Regions from separate parts of the Homo sapiens genome. Here region 2 is linked to region 1. Evidence: chromatin contacts called from ENCODE Hi-C or POLR2A ChIA-PET data. All regions are on one chromosome and are shown on one strand. Each heading gives the region's core, a stretch centred on a gene start or an enhancer-like site at or near the end of the contact. The rest is flanking DNA. Distances are from core to core; before and after follow the strand shown. Region 1 has its middle 23 kb from the start of DAOA. Region 2 overlaps EFNB2 (ephrin B2).

The links. A loop is a pair of places that touch in the nucleus more often than their neighbours do. ChIA-PET counts read pairs that join two places held with the same protein, here RNA polymerase II (POLR2A).
Region 2: a loop to region 1 is called in a map of chondrocyte, with 2.0 times the contacts of the local background. The contact joins two enhancer-like sites. A Hi-C loop is called at or near these places in 1 of 168 maps with a recorded cell type or tissue (chondrocyte). POLR2A ChIA-PET finds 5 or more read pairs at or near these places in 1 of 52 experiments (BJ).

What each region holds. Positions count from the first base shown.
Region 1 is chr13:105,440,920-105,445,853 of GRCh38, forward strand. No RefSeq gene overlaps it. Among named protein-coding and RNA genes, the nearest start is that of DAOA, 23 kb to the right of the region's middle. Within about 2 kb of position 2,177, at least 2 of the 41 ENCODE cell types and tissues checked have a DNase peak (open chromatin) inside an H3K27ac peak, as active enhancers do.
Region 2 is chr13:106,505,741-106,510,402 of GRCh38, forward strand. All of the region lies in intron 2 of EFNB2 (ephrin B2), which reads right to left. Among named protein-coding and RNA genes, the nearest start is that of EFNB2, 28 kb to the right of the region's middle. Within about 2 kb of position 2,296, at least 5 of the 41 ENCODE cell types and tissues checked have a DNase peak (open chromatin) inside an H3K27ac peak, as active enhancers do.

The sequences.
Region 1 (4,934 bases), core at 927-3,426:
TCTATTGATTTTTGTATATTTTTTAGAGAGAAGGGAACTCAAACATAGAAAACAGCTCAGCAGCTGATAACTAAAATAGCATGATAAGGTCCATTCTAACATTAAAATTTTGTGATTTTTCTGACAAGCCCACATCTGTATAAAACATGTATGAGGGTAAATGAGGGTAGCAGAAGGAGTTAGGATGTCAAAAGAGTACAGAGATTTCTGCTTTTATAGAACATGCTTGGCTTTGGAATGAAAGGGATATAAAAGTGATCGAGGACGGAGCCATCACTTTCCCACTCCCTGTCTGGGTGACCTGTGGCAGATTACTTTCTCCACATAACTGTGTCATCATCGGTGATCTGTGCGTAGTTCTTTTCTGTCTTACATGAGTCCTCTAAATAACCTGCCTTCCAATATCTATTCGGTGACAGCTCTGAAAGTCACAAATGTATTTCTATTTTTATATAATTAATGGTTCCTTTATGTTTATATTTCAACAGGGAATATTTGAAATATGGCAGATTAAAACTTGATGTCTCTTGAGAAGTTTATTTTAGCAACACCCATCATATTCGTGGTCTTTAGCTTTACTCAGTCTCGTACAAAACAAATAAATCAACCCTGAGAAGTTATAGATCTTAATCATAAGCATAACAGGAAATAGATTTGAGAATGAATTGTGTTGCAACAAATCTTCATGTGTATGTTTACAGATCTGTGTGCTTACGTTTGAAAGTTTGTGTGTATTGTGTGTTTTTGTAGGTGTGAGCATATTAAAATCGCAGGCAACCTCTGTATATGTACATATTGTGAAGCTGAAAAGGAAAATTAAATGAAAAATCCATCTTCTTAGAAAGTATATTTGTTCATAATTCACAACCACAGGAACAATTAGGCCCTGATTTTGACGTGTCAGAGGGTAAAACGATGTCAGATTTTGTGAGTTAGAGCTTTAGAATTAAGATTTCATGCACTGCAGGCGAAGCAATAAACACCACAGAGGAGAAGTTTCTAATTTTGGTTTTTATATTAGTATCCCAGGCCTCATCAGCCTGTGGGAAAGAGAGATAATAAAAATAATGTGTACTGTTTAAGATTATACATTTTCCAGTTCTCACGTATTTATGTCACCCTAATTTTCCATCAACACTCTTGACTACACTTTTATTACAGAAATTCTGTCATAAATGAAACTTACAGATGCGTTTAAAAAATACTGCCTCTTTAGCCCATGGCACATTAACATGAAATTAAGGTAGGGCAAATATCTGGATGGAGATCCAAATGCAATTAACATCATTAATAAGAGAAGGGATTTAACGGCCCTAAGAAGTGGAACTTGCCTGGCTGGTTCTTCACTAGAAGGCTTCAGGTCATCTTGACTAGAACGAGGTAAAGAGAAAATATCAAATTAAACAAAAACTAACTTCTGTGTAGACACTTTCTTCTCTTCTCACTGTGTACACATTTTATCCATTCACTGAGCTACAAGGCCCATTGCCAAGGTGCCCTCCACAATCCTGGTCTCACCAATGTTTTTGAAGGTGGGAGGAGCTATTTTTCTTGTTTTACTTAATTCAATACTTTAGTATTTGCTCTCATTTCTCTAAAAATCATTTCCATGTTCTTTGATGTATCCTCTCACTATTAATCTAGCTAACCTCTTTGTGGAAAAATACACCTTGTAAAGCTTTTGTATCTACTACAGAAACTACAGAATATCTGATCCATGGTGAATACTCAGAGAATGAATGTTGTGAAGAAACAAAATATCTGTCACACCAGACCACACTCTATCTATAATTGTTCCAGAAAGTTTTTATTAATATCACTTTTCCCATAATAAATTTATATAGAAGCATGTGTTGGGGGAGAACAAAAATCACAAGTCTTACTGGCATAAACTTTTTCACTGGTAGGAGAAGGTAAAATTGCCTCCAGCATTAGACAAACTGGAAATTAAATACAACACCTAATACTTAGTAACATTCTATAGGTTCAGTAGACTCTATCTTATTCTTTACTCACTAGCTTCCACAGATAAATGGAAAATATGATTTTTAATGTCATTACTTAAAAGTAGTTGGAGTTTGAGCATGGAGTTCAGCAGGCCACGTGGTAAAACCTACCACATGATGATTGTTCTCCTGCAGTTATCCTCTCCATAGCAACATAACATTGGTATTAACTCAAGCTTGATGATCACCAGCTCTTGGCAGTAATTCAAGGTATTCAGTATGACTCAAGTCTCTCAACAAAAGTTCCACCCAAACTAATGGAAGCAGGGATTATCTCAGGTTTCTGTAGTATCAGTCATCTAGAACTGAAGAACTGTAAATAATTATGTGAATACATTGCATAATAACATCACTGTTCTATAAGAGAATAAAATTCCACTTTCTCTGTTGATACAGTGTTGATCATTAAGGTCTCCTAAGGGTAATTAAGAAACACCAAAATAAGTTTTTGGAGAAAACCAAGGAATGTCCTTATTTTTTCCAACCACCAGATAATAATGATTTATTTTGGCCAACAGTAGACGGAATCCTGACTTAAAAGATGCACACTATTAAGATTCTACTTCACACATATGCTGTTCATGCCTTCTCTTCCTTCTCCTTTCTGTCTTCCTACTGACGTGAAATCTGATGAAAAAAAATCTTCTGCTTCTCTGGCCTCTTAGTCAGAGGATTATCTCTCTTCCAACCTTTATAACAAGGCCCTGCCATTGGGGACATCTTCTAAGAGAAGCCCTCCATCAGATAGTGACCCACACTTAAAGTCTGGCAACATTTGAATTCTAATGATCTTCTAAAAACTGAATATATGGCTCACACCTGTAATCCCAGCACTTTGGGAGGCTGAGGAGGGTGGATCAACTGAGGTCAGGAGTTCAAGACGAGCTTGGCCAACATGGCTAAACCCCGTCTCTACTAAAAATATAAAAATTAGCCAGGCGCAGTGATGTGGGCCTGTAGTCCCAGTTACTCGGGAGGCTAAGGTGGAAGGATCACTTGGGCCTAGGAGGCAGAGGTTGCAGTGAACCAAGATTGTGCCACTGCATTCCAGCCTGGGTGACAGAGTGAGACCCTATCTCAAATAAATAAATAAGTAAATAAAATAAAATAAAAACTGGATATAAAAGATTTTAATACATTAAAGATGACAATTAGATTGTCATATTTTAAACATAAAAATTTTACTTTTGAGAAAAATTTAACAAATATTTGAAGCTTATTTCTTAAATATTTGATCAGAAAAATAATAAAGGAGGGCATCTTAGCCTTTAGATGTAGGGAGCATTTCTTAGGGGCTACAAGTTGGAACTGAATGCATTTCCAAAATAGAAGTCCCAAAATATTGAACAATGGCAGTAATATGGGAACCAGAACACAACTTCACAATCTGTTTTGAAAAGACACACTCTCTTAGATATAGTTTAATCTGGTTAGCATTTGATTCAAGGCATATGCTTTAATATATTCTCATATATTAAACAAATGGCAAGTGAAAACAATAATATGCTAAGATATATTTTATGGTATAATGCGGAGAAGAGAGAGAATGCTTTAAAAGTATTCAGAAACCAAACCACTGCTGAGTATTTCAGTAATGACACACAATAAGTTTTTTCAGACATAGTCCTTAGAGCAAATTGATGACAGAGTGCAATCCCATGGAATCCTGAAAGATACATGAATCGTATCAACATCAATCTTCTCCACACCAAACCACCTCTAAAGTTTCTTCACATTTTAACTTTGTGAGTTTCTTGACATTGTAGCTGCCACAATTGAGATGATGATGGTAATGTTATTAAAGTTATGGCTATAAGTATCACCTCTCAACTAATTTGAAAAACAAAACTAGGGAGTTAAGTGGCTATGAAACTCAAAGGTCTATGTTTATTTATTCCCAATGTCATCTTCAGTCATTATTAAAAAGAAATGGTACAACCGTATGATGACAACCAAGTAAGTCCACTCCTATATCCATCCAGCACACACTCTACCTCTGTCTCCACTCATCTTGAAGAATGTTTAGATCTAGAAGTGATAGCTGTGGTCTTCCTGTCCAAGTATTATTATTATTTTTTGTTGTTGTTGTGAGACGGAGTCTCGGTCTGTCACCCAGGGTGGAGTGCAGTGGCGTGATCTCGGCTCACTGCAACCTCCACCTCCCGGGTTCACGTCATTCTCCTGTCTCAGCCTCCCGAGTAGCTGGGACTATAGGTGCCCACCACCACGCCCGGCTAATGTTTTTTTGTATTTTTAGTAGAGACGGGGTTTCACCATGTTAGCCAGGATGGTCTCGATCTCCTGACCTCGTGATCCGCCCGCCTCAGCCTCCCAAAGTGCTGGGATTACAGGCGTGACCCGCCGCGCCCGGCCGCAAGTATTAATTTTTTAAGGAAAACAAACAAACAAACAATCCCTTCACAGTTTTCTAATCCACAACTCTTATGAAAAAGTGGTATTTAAATATAATGCTAACAACATATAGACTAGTCAAGATATATGAAGAAGGCATTTGTTCATTTATTCATTGTTAATTTATACGTAGTCTGTGTAGATAGTGGAGAATGAAGGAGTTCTTTCCTCAAAAACTTTGCAGTCTGGTGAGGAGTAGATGAATTGATCATTAATAATACACAGGATAGTAAGTGATGAGACACAGCCCTGAACTGGGTTCTATAGAAAAACAGAGGAGAGGCTTTACCGCCTCTCCTTGACATTTAATATGAAAGGAAACAAAGCCGTCTCTTTTCCAGTAATGCTCTAAGTCTTCCATAGAAAACATAAGTTCTCCAATACTGCCTCAAGTACAGTGAGAGCAGTATCTATAGGTGGACATTGACCCAAACATTCCTTAGTGACAGTTTACACCCTACTTAAAAACGAGTGTTTGATTTGGTAGATGGTGCACTTGATCTAGTGTAGACACGT
Region 2 (4,662 bases), core at 1,046-3,545, 1.1 Mb after region 1:
TCCAATTATTTATAAATCCCAGTGAACCTTTAAAAAGCCATAAATAAGGTGCTAAAGATACCAAGATACATTTTATGAAATAATGAAGGCAGTTTTATTCTGAGCAATTCCTAAATAATTCTTGCTGTCATGATGGCTTAGGTGATGTCATTTAATGTGAACAGAGTCTCCGTCCACAGCAGCTTTTTCTTCTTACACACAGAGCCATATGGGACAGACATCCCCAGGTCGTGACTCCGCTATACCCGAGAGCCAGGAGTTTCTCAGTGCAATCTCAAGTTAAGCAGAAGCTGAGACTTTAATCCTTAAATGTAAAGAATTTATCTTTATTCATATTAAATTCAATCAGGAGTCTCACTGACACACACTGGGAAAACCTTTAATACACCCAGAAAAGGAGTTCACATGATGTTCAGAAATAACAGAAACAACGCTTCGAATTATCAGACTAATGGGCTGATCTACTTTCCCAGCTAGCCTCAGTGATAACGCAACCCTGACACATTTTCTTCTCTGGAAGACGATTTATACCACATTAGGATGCTACTAAAATTATCAATAAAGAGACACTATTTTCATTGTGTAACAGGGAACTGAGAAAAAGTCCTGGCAAGGCTGGTAACATGGAAATTGGGAAAAATGATTATATGTATCTGAAGACTCCTCCCCTGTCTGTCTCTTTTGGGTCTTACAAAGGATCTGCTAACAAGCTTGGGCAATTCCATGAACAAAAAGATACATAAATGCATGTTTCTTGGTAAAGGAAGCTCAAGGACAAAAGAGCTTTTATAACACTGAAAGAAGACAAAGAGAGAAGATCTTATAATTAAGTTATGCAGCATTACTGAAACGTGTAAACTCTCTGGAGTTCCATTTTATGGATGGACTTCAAATCAGCCAAGCTTTTGGGGTCCATCCTCTCCAGCTTGCAGCCGAACACAGGTCTGCCTCCAGCCTGGAGCCTCACACTTCCTCCCCTGCTCCAAAGTTAACTCTTAGTTATATGTATTTGGTGTCAAAGGTGGAAGTAATAAGCATTTTCTATATCCCACCACATCTGGATTCCCATCAACCCTGTGAAGCAGGTGCTGTCATTATCCCCACTTTACAGATGAAGAGACTGAGGCAGACAGGGGTTAAGTTACTTGTCAAAGGGCACTCAGGAACTCGGGTCTTCCAGACCCCAGACTCTCAACCTAAGATGTTGATCTGTTTCTCTTGGACAGGGGGAGGGTGGTGGTGGTGCTGTATCCCCCAAGATCCCAAATGCACAGTCTCTGGCAAGATTCTGATGAATATCCTATTACAAAGATGACAGCTGTAGGTTAGAAATAAAAATGAGTTTAAATGCTTGAACGCAGCCATTATGCACAAGGTATCAAACAGAAATCCTCACCCCTCAATCAGAGGACCCAAATGACAGGCTGATGTTGCTGTATCACCAAATGGGATTACATTTAATGATGGAAATGTGGCTTTTGCTACATTTATCGTACATAAATAATTCATCAAATAAAGCACATAATCGCTTTATACAGCCCACACATTATTCTATATTCTAAAAGAAATCTATATGTTAAGAGGACATTTGAAAGCTCCTGTAACTATCTTGCTAAAGAACAGTGCATTCAGTACGTTTCAGTACTACTTGCCAAACCTACACCCCAGAAATAAGTAAATCAAAAGCAGAGAAGAAAACAAATATATGCTTAACATAAGCAACAGACTCTGAAGTTCTTCTGCTTTGATTCTTTAAGAATATTGTTTCATTATATTTGTGGAAGCATTTTACTTTATTTTGTGATTTTGCTTAGAAGTGGAGTACATGTCTAAAAAATAGCAAAGCTGTTTGTGAAGCTTTCCAATTTTACATACTCTTTATTAAAAAAAAAATAAAAAATAAAAAGCTATAGACAACTGAACCAATGAGGGCCCTAAGAAATGGCAGCTTCTCCAGACTTGTTCAGTGTTCCTTAAGGAAGACTTTGCCAAGGCATGGAGAGTGAGGGAGGCCTCCAAGAGGATGCCATGAACAACACAGGGTGGATCTCACAGAACAACCTTTAATCAAACAGTCCTTCGGAAAGATGACTTACGGACTATGCCACAAGATGTGTCTTAGCTATGGATTTGCAGCAAAATAATGCAAAAGCCATATGAAGCTAAATTGGGAGGCGCTTCATTAATACGGTTTTCTTTGTCTAACAGCTCTGCTGTAGCTACTGTTCACTGGAAAAGTATGAACACAATGGCATTCATTTTTCATCCATCTCTGACTCACATGATTTTGGTAGTGTGACGAAAACCTCTTTGTGGGTTATTTTGCAAGGTTTTATGCGAAGGTAGAATAACCAGCCCACAGAACCTTCGTAAGGACAGCTGTTGCAAAGGGTCGACACACCAAACCTGCTGACTCATTCAGCTCTGGGTGTCGCCTCTGAAAAGAAACTAAACCAGGCACAGAAAATGCTGCAAAGAAAACTCTACGGATAAAGGCTACGAACACAAGAAGGCTTTCCCAGTATCAACTGGAGCATTTAGTAAGTCTAAGACACAGCTTCCCTTGAAAATAGGCAATTTCAGAACAGTTATTTCATGAACATTAAAAAAAACTTTAAAGACAATAATAAAATAACTAGAGGTTAGGTAAATTAGCTACTCTATTTTTAAGGCAATTAAAGATCTGAACATAATAAAGAAAAGGTCTCTTCAGACCACATGGCCATAATATCTCCATCTTTGCATTACTTGAAGATTAGGAGATCTCATTATGCAAATCAGGCCCAGGGCTAATTACTGAAATAGGTCACTTGAAAAAGTCAATTCTAAACAAGAATAAAAACCCATATACAGATGCTCCATGACTTAGGTGGGGCTATGTCTTGATACTTGATAAGCACAAGGTAAGCTGAAAATATCATTAAATTGAAAATACATTTAATACTCCAATAAACCCATCAGAAAGTTGAAAAATTTAAGTGGAACTATTTTAAGTCGGTGACCATTCATATATAATTTTGCCACAAGTTAAAAAACAAATAACCATCTATGAGAAGAATGAATGAGGATGCATATCAGTTTGCCACATATCTCCTAAGGGGACTTAGTTAATACTTAGTGTGTTTAAAAATACAGTTCAAATTAAAAATTCATATTCACGTCTGAAACTCACAAGTGTGATGACTATATTTTAAAGCAGGTAACACCACAAATCAAATTAAATGTTTTTAAAGAATTTACAGAGGATCATGTCCATTTGAAACCACACTAACAAGTGATCCTATATTGCATTTGTATGCCCAGCCCTAAGGTGGCTTGAAACTGGAGGAGACCGCCATCATTAGCCAGAACAATGACAATACTAAAAGCGTTTTTTAGGGAAATAAATTAAAGTTCAAAGAAATAAAATTGACTTTCTCATTAAGCTTAGGAAGCAGGACTAGCAAGTAGGACTCTAGGTTCCTGGTTTAATTCTTCTGAAATGCTGTTCATGTAGGGTACTCCCCAATGCAAGTCAGTCCCTCTGGACTACTCCTCACTGGGGAAAAGTCAAGCACTCCTCCAAAGCATCAGGTCTCTTTTTCCTCTCCATGGAAAGAAACCAGCACACAATAACATATTTATTATAACACTGCTCGTTCTGAAGGCGCTTACCAACTAGACACTCAGATTTGGGGTTAAACCCATGTAGAATTTATTAAAGCTGAACTCAAATGCTAATATTATTTACTGTCTCAAAGTGAACCAACGATTTGAAGTGTTAAAAATATACATGTAAATTTTAATACTTTCCGTCATGCTACCTAGCACTATTTATAAATGTACTGATATAAAAATTACTAACTTCAAACACTTTCCTTCTCAAAAAAGCCAGTACAGAGCTTGACTGTGTGTGTGTGTGTGTGTGTGTGTGTGTGTGTGTGTGTGTGTGCATTTGTCTGATATGCAAAGTAGTGACTTTTTAAAATCCATTCATTGTTTTGGTGTCTTGGAACTTATGCAGAAGCAATACAAAGTCAATATTAATTTCTAAAACTATTTTAACATTTGTTCTCTGCATTTCCCATTTCCTTTCTAGGGAAACTTGTAGATCAATGAGCTTTGCTGTAGGGTGGGTGAGAAATTGGCTTCTATATTTTCCCAAGTATCTGAAACGCCTTCCTCTGCCTACGCCATCGTGGAAGTCTTTCAACTCTGCTGAAAGTCTCAACTGGACTTCCTGGCAAACTTCTTAGCCCTGAGTCCTCCACCCAGCCCTTATGACAGTCCCCCAAAGCAACATTCAAATAGCCTCTCGTAGTTTCAAACTTGAGACCCTCAATTCTGTATTAAGAAAGATTCATTTATCCCAGGCTACCATATGCTTTTGCATGGTAAATCGTAACTCTAAGGAGAGCTCTGATGGCCAGAGTAGTTCAGTAACTGCAATGAACCTGTTAGTGTGGTATGAAGAGTTTCCAAAAAAAGAAAATAATAGATGTCGTTATTGTGTAGATTAATATTATAATTATAAATTAAACTGCTTCTAAATACAAATCTCTCATGTATTAATAAAAAGCAATTATTAAATGCTCACCACATTAAGCAAAGAGATGTTGGTAAACAATTATTTGCATATCTTGCATATTATTTCACACTAAAGGTTAAACTCTTAATGTTTAC